2 separate regions of the Homo sapiens genome follow, and region 1 is linked to region 2. A link is a contact called in ENCODE POLR2A ChIA-PET data. All regions are on one chromosome and are shown on one strand. Each heading gives the region's core, a stretch centred on a gene start or an enhancer-like site at or near the end of the contact. The rest is flanking DNA. Distances are from core to core; before and after follow the strand shown. Region 1 has its middle 15 kb from the start of TCF15. Region 2 overlaps CSNK2A1 (casein kinase 2 alpha 1).

What was found. ChIA-PET counts read pairs that join two places held with the same protein, here RNA polymerase II (POLR2A).
Region 1: POLR2A ChIA-PET joins it to region 2 with 26 read pairs in activated T-cell. The contact joins two enhancer-like sites. POLR2A ChIA-PET finds 5 or more read pairs at or near these places in 3 of 52 experiments (H1, OCI-LY7 and activated T-cell).

The regions. Positions count from the first base shown.
Region 1 is chr20:593,487-597,094 of GRCh38, reverse strand. No RefSeq gene overlaps it. Among named protein-coding and RNA genes, the nearest start is that of TCF15, 15 kb to the left of the region's middle. Within about 2 kb of position 1,379, at least 5 of the 41 ENCODE cell types and tissues checked have a DNase peak (open chromatin) inside an H3K27ac peak, as active enhancers do.
Region 2 is chr20:494,705-498,427 of GRCh38, reverse strand. CSNK2A1 (casein kinase 2 alpha 1) reads left to right here. Exons shown (of 14, transcript NM_177559.3): 7 at 648-707; 8 at 2,626-2,709. Among named protein-coding and RNA genes, the nearest start is that of TBC1D20, 34 kb to the right of the region's middle. Within about 2 kb of position 2,172, at least 3 of the 41 ENCODE cell types and tissues checked have a DNase peak (open chromatin) inside an H3K27ac peak, as active enhancers do.

The DNA.
Region 1 (3,608 bases), core at 130-2,629, 99 kb before region 2:
GCTGTCAAAGCAACAGAAGGCTGGTTGGACAGAAGTCGAAAATAAAAGCAAACACTTACCTAGCACCGCCTCAGTGCCAGGCACTGTTCCACGGCCTGTAACTCATTTACTCCTCTACGACCCAGTGAGACAGGCTGTCACTATCCTCACACGGCCATCAAAGGACAGAACCGGGATGTGGACTGAGGCTGGGTCCAGAGCCCACTCTCTTCACCTCCCTGCTCTGCTGCCTCTGTGCCAAATGCTGAGCATCCCGAGCGCCTGGTGGCACCGGCGCGTTGTGGGTGCCTAGCAGATACTCGGGAAGGACCAAGAGGCATTGTTCTGTCTCACTCACTCTGCATAACCACCCTGTAAGGCCAACCTAATCCATTTCAGAGGTGGCACTCAAAGAAAAGCAGTGACCAGCCTGAGGTCGCACGGCTAGGAGTGCAGAGTTGGACCTCAAACCCAGCTCTGTGGATCGTCCCATCTGCAGAAAACCCAGTTTGGAAGATATTGGCAGAATCTTGGGTGTTTTGTTTTGTTTTGTTTTGTTTTTGTTTTTGTTTTTGTTTTCAGACAGAGTCTCGCTCCATCACCCAGGCTGGAGTGCAGTGGCATGATTCGACTCACTGCAACCTCCGTCTCCCAGGTTCAAGCGATTCTCCTGCCTCGGCCTCCAGAGTAGCTGGGATTCAGGAGCGTGCCACCACACCTGGCTAATTTTTGTATTTTTAGTAGAGACAGGGTTTCACCATATTGACCAGGCTGGCCTCAAACTTCTGACCTCAGGAGATCTGCCTGCTGCAGCCTCCCGAAGTGCTGGGATTACAGGCGTGAGCCACCGCGCTTGGCCTGGAAGATATTGGCAAAGAGCCTTTAACCATAGAGAAGAAAGGGTGGGCCCAGGGCTCAGGGAGGGAGAAAAGACACTGACCAACTGGGAACTCTGTGGGAACCTCTCTCACCCCACAACCTCACCCCACCCAGGGGCCTCCCCAGGAAGCAGCCAGGGCTGAGAAGCAATGGGGCCAGGGAGGCGGGCCTTGGATTCCCAAGAAGCAGACCCCCTCGCGCCCCCGGGTGGGAGGGCTAAAGAGCCACCCAGGAGCCAGGCTTGTCTTCTGCTCTCTCCACCCTCACTCTCCTCCCAGAGGCAGCCCCCGCTCCTCCCCACCCCCACCCACCTTCCCTGCCTCTCTCTGCCCTTGCAGCCCAGGCCCACCGCCTCCCCTGCCCCTGGCTTTCAGAAAGCCCTGGAAAGGCTTCCTTCTTTGAGACAGGAAGGTGTCCTCAAGTCTCAGGAAGGAAAAACAGTCAAGCTGAACCCACCAAGACCGTCTCCAAGGGGCCGGGACTGGCGCCTGGCCAGGACTGACATCACCTGGGAACCGCCACAGCCGCAGCTGCAGTGCGCCTCCTGGGGGGACTCGCTTTTGCTATTTAAAAAATAATAATAATAATAATAAAACTTTTCCAGTCTGGTGTTTTTAAATGTGCTTTTTATAGTGGGCCCTGGGGCGTGGGTGTTTTGGTGTCTCCTGTCCGCCTTTTCCTCACGTCCTGATTTCTCACACTACACAATGTGGCCTTTGACCAATTACAGCGAATTCCCGGGGATTCTGGGTGGGATCTCCTTCCAGGCCCTGACCCCCTCAGATGATCTCTTAGCTATCTAGATATGCTGAATTTCTTTCTTTCTCTTTTTTTTTTTTTGTTTTTTGTTTTTTGTTTTCTTTTTTGAGACAGGGTCTCACCGTCGTCCAGGCTGGAGTGCAGTGGTGTGAGCTCGGCTCACTGCAACCTATGCCTCCTGGGCTCAAGCAATCCTCCCACCTCAGCCCCCCAAGTAGCTGGGACTACAGGTGCACGCCACTACACCCAGCTAATTTTTGCATTTTTTTGAGAGATAGGGTCTCACTATGTTGCCCAGGCTGCTCTCAAACTCCTGAGCTCAAGCAATCCACCTGCCTCAGCTTCCCAAAGTGCTAGGGTTACAGCATGAGCCACCACGCCTGGCCAAGATACACTGAATTTCAACTTCAAAAAAATAGGCCGGGCGTGGTGGCTCACGCCTGTCATCGTAGCACTTTGGAAGGCTGAGGCAGGCAGATCATCTGATGTCAAGAGTTCGAGACCAGGCTGGCCAACATGGCGAAAATCCAACTCTACTAAAAATACAAAAATTAGCCAGGTGTGGTGGCGCACAACTGTAATCCCAGCTACGAGGGAGGCTGAGGCAGGAGAATCACTTGAACCCGGGAGGTGGAGGTTGCAGTGAGCCGAGATCGTGCCACTGCACTCCAGCCTGGGTGACAGAGTGAGACTCTGTCTCAAAAATAAATTAATAAATAAAAATAAAAAAAATTTACCCATGGTACCAAATTCAAAAGGCGTCTAAGGCCTCAGATGAAAAATAAGTCTCTCTCCCTGCCCCTTAGTCACCTGGTCTCCATCCCCTAAGGGACCCTCTTTTTTTTTTTTTTTTTTTTTTGAGACAGAGTCTCACACTGTCGCCCAGGCTGGAGTGCAGTGGCGCGATCTCATCTCACTGCAAGCTCCGCCTCCCGGGTTCACGCCATTCCCCTGCCTCAGCCTCCCAAGTAACCGGGACTACAGGCGCCCGCCACTCTTTTTTATTTTATTAAATAAAATCTTCTGTAGTGCTTAATGTGTGCCAGGTACTCTTCTAAGCAATTATCTAATATTAACTCATGTAACCCTCATAAAAACCCTATGAGGTAGGGTTTCCACTGACTATTTAACAGTGAATATTGCCAAAGATTTTTTATGCATATAGAAGCACATCTAGATCTATAATCTTAACCCCTCCCTTCCTAAAAAACATACATAGAAGCTAATTATACATGCTGGCCTGCACCTTGCTGTATTTACTTAAACTATGTCTTGGAAGGCCAGGCAGGGTAGCTCACGCCTGTAATCCCAGCACTTTGGAAGGCTGAGGTGCGAGAATCTCTTTGGCCCAGAAGTTTGAGACCAGCCTGGGCAATATAGTGAGACCTAGTCTCTCCAAAAAAAAATTTTATTTTAATTAGCCAAGCGTGGTGGTGCAAGCCTGTAGTCCTAGCTACTGAGGAGGCTGAGGCGAGAGGATCTCTTGAGCCCCCAGAGATGGAGGCTGTAGTGAACCGAGATCACACTACTGCACTCCAGTCTGGGAGACAGAGTGAGACCCAGACCCTGTCTCTCTCTCTCTGACATAAATATCTTAGGAATCATTTCACATTGGTACATAAAGAGACTCCTCATTCATCTTTATGGCTGCGTATTATTCCCTTCTGTGGAAGGAGGTACCATGATATGATTAACACATCCACTCTTGGTGAATCTTAGGGATATTTCCAATCTCTTCTCCCTGCATTACACTGCAATGGATAGCCAACGTGATCTCTCTAAAGCATAGGTTGAACCGCAACAGTCCAATACTCGAAAACTCTCCATCTTTCCCCCTTATGTGCAGAGGAGCATCTTAAATATAGGAATTATCAAGAGCCCCTCTAAGACCCTGGTAAAAGTAATGGACCAGCCGGGTGCGGTGGCCCACACCTATAATCTCAGCACTTTGGGAGGCCGAGGTGGGCGGATCACTTGAGGTCAGGAGTTCG
Region 2 (3,723 bases), core at 923-3,422:
TTGAGGTTGCAGTGAGTTATGATTGCAGCACGGCACTCCAGCCTGGGCAGCAGAGTGAGGACCCTGTCTCAAAAAAAAAAAAAAAAAAAAAAGATATGTCCATGTAAAAAACATTCTGCAACTCTTTGGAAACTGGAAAGGATACATAACAGTTGTTCAGAGTTTACTTTCCAATTGGAACAAGAATAGTTTTGTTAAATTGACTCAACAGGTTTGGTATCATGCCATCTGCATACCCACTGGTGATCTGCAGGGCCAACTATGTAAGGCAAAGATGAGTTAGTTCCCTACTAAGGAGGCAGTATATTTGCCAAAATGCCTCTTTTGAGAAGGTCTGAAGATACATGAAAAGCAAACTAAATTATAGGTGGGTGTCAGTGCATATTAACGTATCTAGATCAGTATGTTTCTGACAGTGGATTATAGCTTCCGCAATATATGTTTAAGTAATTCTTCATTTTTAAGAGTTGAAGACCCAAAGTATCTCTTTAAAGTTAATGTAATGTTGGAGAAATAGAGGGCAGTGAATGGACAGATCTTGGAACAACGGTAAATGAGCCAAGTCTTGGTTTGAATTACTGTGAGTGAGGGTGAAAAATGCCTTTCTGTCAGCATTATTTCATGGCTCAAACATTTGTCTTTAACAGCAATTGTACCAGACGTTAACAGACTATGATATTCGATTTTACATGTATGAGATTCTGAAGGTAAGTGAACCTTGAATACTAAATATTTTTTAAATTGGTCTTCTTTTTGTTAAATAGTCAATTGATGGTAGAAAAGCCAGCAGATTAACTTTGTAAAGTATGTTGAAAGAAGGGACCTCTATATAAGTTTTTAATAAGTTAATAGTATCATACCTGTAATCCCAGCACTTTGGAAGGCTGAGGCAGGAGGATTGCTTGAGGCCAGGAGATCAAAAGACCAGCCTGGGTGACATAGTGAGATCCCCATCTCTACAAAAAAAAATTGTTTAATTACCTGGGCATGGTGGTGTGCACCTGTAAGTCCCAGCTACTTGGGAGGCCAAGGCAGGAGGATTGCTTGAGGCCAGGAGATCAAGACCAGCCTGAGCAACATAGTGAGACCCTGTCTCTACAAAAAATTTAAAAATTAGCTGGGTATGGTGGCTTATGCTTGTAATTCCAGCTACTTGGGAGGCTGTGACAGGAGGATCTCAGGAATTTGAGGCAGCAGTGAGCTATGATTGTTGCACAGGCTGGAGTGCAGTAGCACAGAGTAAGACCCTGTCTCTAAATACATAAATAAATAAAAATTAATAATAATAGTATCAGAACCCTTGTGCTAAGGGTTATGGAATGGGGTCTAGTGGGAGTATAATTTAGAACAATTTGAAAAAGGGTATTTGTAAGATAGCTGGGACTGACCCCTTAACAAATATTTGTAATTTCTGTGGCCCCTATGTAAGTTAATATTAAATTTTCAAAACTCGTGAAAACACCTGACGTGCTAGCTTCTGGTATACTTTATCTCACTTAAGAGTCAGCAAATAAAACAGTAAACTTTAACTCAGTTCTCAAAGGGTAATTGTCCTAAGGATTGTGTAAATTTCTGCTTATAGATGCTAATTGAAAATTTACTTACATTTCTAAAGTGGGGTCACCAAATATCTTGTTCCCAGTAGCCACAAGATCAGCTTCCTAGAAGAGAGAATTGCTAAAAGTTGGCTAAGCTTTCTTACTAAACAAGAGTTGACATAAAGCCTGCTGTTGGAGCCTTAGAAATCCCCTGAGGAGATTGTGCCAGCAGAGATACTTGATCTTTCCATTGGCTCATGCAGTTTGTGGCAAGCAAGGCTTTAGAAAGTTACAGATATGATTGCCCAGCCCTGGGAACTGTAGGAACCCAAGTTGCCCTTCAGGAAGGACAAGAATTTGGCCAACAACGTCGGCTGACTGAAAGGCTGGGATTAACAAACCCCAAAGATTATACTACTCAGTTCCCTTTAGTTTGAGGTTGGAAACATTTCAGATTGGATTTGATGACCTAAATCAGGCATTGGCAAACTTCTTTAAAGGGCCAAATAGTAAATATTTTAGGCTTTGTGGGCCATGTAGTGTTTGTCACACTATTCAAGTCTGCTGTTGTTGCACAAGAGCAACCATAAACAATATGCAAACAAATAGGCATGGCTATGTTGCAATAAAACATTATTTACAAAAGCAGACATCAGGCCAAATTTGGCCTGTGGTCTGCCAACCTCTGTTACAGACTCTTAATGGCTAAAGAATTACTGTTCTTAGAATAAGAGGTTTGTAGTAAAGATCTGTTTTCTTTCTTTGAGGGGTCTGTGGAAATAATCTAGGATCTGGACAAGACAGAAAAATTTGAAGTGGTGCAATTTGGGTATACTTTGGGTCTTTTAGGACAGAAAACATGTTGAAACAACTGTGTCAGAAAAAGATCTCTAAGCTCAGAGAGCTGAGTTTGCTTGACTGTGAGATCATGAACAAGTCTCTGAAGCATTGCTGTGGAAGTGACTGTGTCCTCAGCTTGAATCCCAGGGGTATTGTGAGGCTAAAAGGAAAATTTACATGGAGGGAAAAGTAAAGGACTCTTACGTATTATTCAGGCTAACTCCTTTCTGACCCGTTCATCCCACAGGCCCTGGATTATTGTCACAGCATGGGAATTATGCACAGAGATGTCAAGCCCCATAATGTCATGATTGATCATGAGCACAGAAAGGTAAAGTGATAGGCTGACAAGTGTTATTTATCTACATGATGTAGCTAATTGCCCATCTTCAACACTTTATCCCTTGTGTTGTCACAGGCCCTAGTACCTATTCGGCAGTTGAGAAATATTTGGTGAATGAATGTACGAATTTACAAGTCAACATGTTTGAACCATTATTTATATTCCTAAGAATATTCCCAAGAAGGAAACATGAGTAAAGTGGGCAAAATGTTCATCTTCTAAGCCCGGAAACGTGGCTTCTCGCCTTATTTATTGAGTAACTGGTTTCCTGAGAAACTACTTTCTCTCCATTTGCCTTCTTTTTCTTACGTGTACAGTGTGGGTAATAATAGCCCTGCAGGCGACTAGGTATTCGTGAGAATTAAATGTGCACAGTTAAGTGGACGAGATATACAGAAAATGCTGTTTCTGTTTATTGGATGTCATAAGGGCCCTGTTGTCTGCAAATGCTTTTACATGAGAGCTGTAATGGCCACATGCTTTAGCATTTCAGTTTTTTAAGGTGACAAGCTGTGATGACTTGCCTGTTGTGGTCTCTGGGGAGGCAGGTGATTTATTTATGCAACTGAATTACTTTTAGACACACACCATGTCAGAGGCACCACCCTAGGGCTGGGGATATGTAAGTGAACTCAACATACAATAAATGCTTGTCTTTTAGGAGCTACATTTAGGGAGGCTGGTGGGATAGAAAGTTATTTTGATGTAGAAGAAAAAACGAATAGGGAATGGCAAGAGGGTATTTGCAGTTTTAAACCAGTTATAAGGGAAGGTTTCATTGGAAAGGTGACATTTTAGAGAGCACTGGGAGGGACCCAGCCATGCAGTCTTATGAAGAAACATGTCCCAAGGCAGAGTAAATAGCAAGTACAAAAGCCCTTCAGGTAAGGATATGTTTGGCATGTTGGAAGAGCAGCAGCAAGGATAAAGCTGGGACAGAATGAATGCGGGGAAAGAAGGAGGAAATGAAATCAAAGAGGTAAAACCAAATCATGTAAAACC